Regions from separate parts of the Mus musculus genome. Here region 1 is linked to region 2. The links are chromatin loops, found by intact Hi-C in ENCODE. Cell type or tissue: left cerebral cortex. All regions are shown on one strand.

Region 1 (2,500 bases), 350 kb before region 2:
GGACCACGGGGAGGTGGTATCTTCAGACATCGGGATGAAGGAAATGGGAGCTAGGAGACACGTCTAGAAGTAGATGGGTCCTCTTTTCCTAGAGTTAACCAGTCCTGACTGTACACGGGAGGACTAGAGAGGTTTCTTCACTGGCATTCACTTGCTGAGACCCAGCAGGATTCCTGACTAAGTAGGGCAATGGAAATATCTCCTTGTCCTCATGTAAATTGGGCCTAGTAGAGAGAGCTTTTGAATTCTATTTCCTGGTTTTGGGTTTGCGTTCCATTACTACGTGACCTTAGGCGTACTATTGAACTACTCTATCAGTTTTGCTCATCTGCTAAGGAAGAGTACTAACAGCATTTACCAAACAGGGTTGTTGTGAAAGTTAAATTAAGTCATTTCAATCAAGCATTGAGCAGAAGTCCTGGCTCGCTGCGAGCATGCCACCAGAAGGTAGTTTTTTTTTTTTTTTTTTACTGGCAGAAATTGTAGTACTATGTATTTCAAGGCAGATATGGGCTGAGGTGCTATGGTCTTGAATTCAAATCCTTTTAGCTATGTAACCCTGGGCAGCTTAGTTTGTGTTTCCACGTTTGTGAAATGAAACGACCCTGTATCAATATAGCAGGGTTGTGGAAAGATTGAGAAACCATTGGTAAGTCACTGACTGTATAGGAAGTGACACGTTCATAGTGTTCATTCAGTGTGGTTTAGCTGTGATAGTGATGAGGAGGGTGACAACAGCCAGTGACTGCCACCACTGTCACCCCAACTACCATGAAGGCAACTGAAATGAGAGATGCCTTCCTGATTATCATTGTGACTGCTGCTGTCTCAGGCTTGGCTGCCTGATGGGAGGGATTTGATGCTGGATTTAGAATTTTAACTAACAAAGCTTCCCCAGAATCTTTGTGTCGGGCATGCAGTGGGCAGAAACCCTGGCTTGCAGGAAGCTAGCTCCTGGCGATAATGGTTGTGGGCATTCTGAAAGTTTCCGTAGGTTAACTAGTCTTTTGGAAGAATGGGGGTCAGGAGGTGGCTCTGATGGTTTTCCAGAGACCTCTTGGCTTACTTATTCTTTCTTTCTGTCAGTGGGCTGACTCCATGGTGCAAGCTATCTTGAGATTGGTAGTCTAGGAAACCAGGGAGGAGATGAGCAGGCGAGAGTGGTTTTCGGTGGGTGGGGTAGATAAAGACAGGTGAATGGATTTCACTTTGACTTTTTTCTTAATATCTTTTGATTGAGGGGCAGGTGCTTGTTCACAGAGAATGAACCACTCACAGGGCTTAGAGAAAGGCAAGTTTATTTCTTCCTTTTTATTTTGTTACCAAGCTTGGGGATAGAACCCGAGGCTTTGTGCGTACTGGGTAAGTTTTTACCACTGATCTACATCCATACCCAGGCCCAGAAAAGCAGGGTTAAAGCAGACCAGTATCTTAGCTAATGGGGGAAGCACAGTGTAGCAGAAGGCTTGCTGCTCAGGAGATCAGACTCCTGATGCTTTTGCTAACATACCAGCAGATAGCACAAAAGGATCCTCAGCAGCAGCAGCAGCAGCAGCAGCACCAGCAGCAGCAGCAGCAGCAAATCACAGTGCCTTCTACAATGCTAGTATTTGGTAAACCCCTCTTTTCAAGAACCGCTGTTTTAAAATCGACTGTGCTCTGCAGTCTAAGCCACCAGTCCCAAGAGGAAGAGCCAATTTAAATGCAGTTTCTAAGCCTTATACCCCTTCGTTCTGTGACTTGTCAGCCATGGGATAGGGAGATGCCTCACCCTTACCTTGAAGATCCTTCGGTCTATTCACAGGCGTTGATGGGTGATAGGCACTTCTTTAGGTGAGGACTGGGGAGCACAGGGTGCTACTTGTGATAGTCCTAGCTCCCTGGGACAGCTGTTTGGAGCACATGTGTACAAGAAACAGCAACCCAAGGGAAGGACAGACATTAGAACTTAACTTTTCCAGCCAATCGGTGCTAGTGCACACCTTTAATCCTATCACCCAGAAGGTGGAAGCAGGCAGATCTCATGAGTTCAAGGCCAGTCTGTTTCACAGACTGAGTTCCAGGACACCCAGGGCTACACAGAGAAACTCATGGGGGGGGGGAGGGGAGGCGGGGGGGGGGCAAAACAAAATGAGAAAAGAAAAGGAAAGGAAAGAGCCGGGCAGTGGTGGCACACACCTTTGATCCCAGCACTTTGGAGGCAGAGGCAGGCAGATTTCTGAGTTCGAGGCCAGCCTGTCTATAGTGTTTACAGAGTGAGTTCCAGGACAGCCGGGACTACATAGAGAAACCCTGTATTGAAAAACAAACAAAAAAACCCGAAAAAAACCCAACCAACCAAATAAATAAATAAAAGGAGCTTTCTCCAAAGTCACAGTTCTAAGAGTTAGGAAAAATTGCAATAAAGGGTACTGTTCACACTGGGACTTGCTGCGGATCCACTTGCATTTGTTAAGAGATTTTTTTATGGAAGCTTCAGTCTCTTGGGTGTGTGCATGCG
Region 2 (2,500 bases):
AGGGTGCCCAACAATAACAAACATTAAGTCACTAGTATACAACTCCTGGCTAGAAGCAGCCTAGAAAAGCTGCAGTTGTGTGACGCCAGCCACCGCAGGCTGTCCTAATATGCTGAGGCCCATAAAAGCAAAATGGCTGGACTGCCTAATATTTCGGACACGCAGGCTCTCCAGTATGTTCAAGAGGCAGCACATGGGATGGAAGATTATCCCAATGTCTTCTGACTTAATGTTCTCTGCTGGTTTATCTTCAACTTGTTGAAGTATGGGTTTTGTTTTTGTGTTTTTTGCGGGGGTGGGGGGTGGGGTGGGGTTTTTTTCTTTTTCTTTTCTTTTCTTTTCTTTTTGCTTTTTTTTCGAGACAGGGTTTCTCTGTGTAGCCTTGGCTGTCCTGGAACTCACTTTGTAGACCAGGCTGGCCTTGAACTATGAGATCTGCCTGCCTCTGCCTCCTAAGTGCTGGGATTAAAGGCGTGTGCCACCACGTTTTCCTCCTTTCTTGCTCATTTCCCCCATTCGGAATTGGAATATCTATCCTATGTTTGCCAGTCGCTGAACTTTAAAAGGACAGAATGTGACTGACAAGTGTGGAGACACATAGCTAGTCGGTTAGAAAGCCAGGGCCTGGACTTCTATAACTCTCCAGGGCCTGTGTTCGTTGTGCCCCGGCACTTCTGCCTTCAGTATCAGTGTGGAACACAAAGGGCACTTCTGGGAAAAACAGTGAAAGAAGTAAGTTGAACTTGTCTTGTCTGCCTCCAGACTCCAATCATATCTCACAGACTTCGTGCCATGTTACCCTGCCCATAAGCCACCTCCCCACAGTGGGTGTGGTTCCACCTTCTCAGAGCTTCTCCTTCTCAATTCCTCTAAGCCCTTGGACCTGGACTCAATACTATATTGTTTTTGTTTTGTTTTGTTTTTGCCTGGCCTGGAACTCACTCTATAGACTAGTCCGGCCTCGAACTCACAGAGATCTGCCTGCCTCTGCCTCCTGAGTGCTAGGTTAGAAGGCGTGCGCCACCACCACACTGCACTACAGGAAGGCTTTGAGAGCACGGTTTAACTCAAGGGTTGCTGCTTCTTGTGAGAGGAATTGTGGGTAGTTTGCTTTTGGGGGAGGGTTGTTTGTTTATTTGTTTGTTTGAGATAGCTGTATAGCCCAGAATGGTATCTAATTGGAGATTCTCCTGCCTCAGCCTCCCAAGTGCTGGAAGTACAGGCTTGCGTTGTCATGCCCTGTTCAGCACATTGACTTTATGGCTAGAGTATAAATATTTTTGACCTTACAGACTATATACAGACTGGGGTAAAATAGTATTGCCATCACAGCATGAAAACAGACATAAATAGTCTATAAACTAAAAGACACTGTGACCGTGTTTTAACAAAACGTTATTTACAGAAGTTTGGCTTGGCTCATGGACCATAGTTTGCCTCTTGATCTGCTCATCATGCCTCCAGGTTTGTTTTTTTCTCCCCCCCCCCCCCTTGTAATCTAAGTTAGTTTAACACTCACACGGTAACCTTGGTAGCCTTATTCTTGTTGTGATTTTCCTAGCTCAGTGTCCCAAGTGCTGGGGTTATAGATGTACTCCATACCCTGCTTATGTGGATGATTTAACACCCTGGTAAGGGTAATGGTCTATCTGAGGACTATTCCCGAGCTATACCAAAGACGATCCTCTTAGAAGCACAAGCTGCTTGGCTCCTTAGATACCTCGCATGTTTACCATCTGATCGGTATGTGAGCCCAGCTTCTACAATTGATCTGTGGTGTGATTTGCTCCGAATTCCACAACTACAGTGCTCCTGTATATTCCTCCTTGTCAACTAGCTCTCATGAGCCCATTGTAGTGACCCATGCCCTGAGAGAGGCAGAGGCAAGAGGGTCACGCAGCTCCAAGGCCAATCTGGGACACGTCCTGTAACCCTATCTCAAAGCAACCAAAACAAATATATAAATAAAATCGATTTGATAAGAATTCTCAGCTCATTGAGCAGCTGTGGGAGAGGCTATGAAATAACACAGCTGCAAAACTGGAGTATAAAACGAACACGGAAAAGTTCACGATTCTCTCCAAGCCATTGTTACTCGCCATCTGCTTCCCCCTACTGACATCCACATTTCTCTCGCTCGATGCTGCTTCCCTCACTTCGTTTTTTCCCCCCACCAGCACATCCTTGCTTTAAGTCTCGTCTTCCTTCCCTTCCAGTACATCAGGCCCTTGGCATCTGTATATCCAGTCTTTCCAGGTCCATCCCCATTCCAGATAATCTGTCCAGATGTCTGACTTTAGAACCTGGTTTGTATTCTGAAAACAGGCTCCATTCCTCTGAGGACTGTTCCCATGGTTCATCTTACATCAAGAAGGCTAGAGATGACTTGGTGGCCCTCCATCTATAACCCAGAGGACACCAGAAAGACATCCAATCTACAAATATCTTTTTTTTTTAAGTTGTAAAGGATGCCAGGAACTCCATCATCACTATACAATTC

What was found. Hi-C counts contacts between places; a loop is a spot of excess contacts. Peaks named below come from ENCODE experiments on the same cell type or tissue, not always from the same donor. Only the 100,000 strongest peaks of a DNase experiment are listed, where the experiment ranks them.
Region 1: it touches region 2 in a loop (2.9-fold over the local background); 3 of 42 quality-filtered maps call a loop at or near these places.

The regions. Positions count from the first base shown.
Region 1 is chrX:142,694,386-142,696,885 of GRCm38, forward strand. The region is part of intron 2 of Tmem164 (transmembrane protein 164); the gene reads left to right. Among named protein-coding and RNA genes, the nearest start is that of Tmem164, 14 kb to the left of the region's middle. In left cerebral cortex, no CTCF peak of the experiment used is centred here; a DNase peak (open chromatin) is centred at 1,019.
Region 2 is chrX:143,043,740-143,046,239 of GRCm38, forward strand. No RefSeq gene overlaps it. Among named protein-coding and RNA genes, the nearest start is that of Rtl9, 55 kb to the right of the region's middle. In left cerebral cortex, no CTCF peak of the experiment used is centred here; no DNase peak of the experiment used is centred here.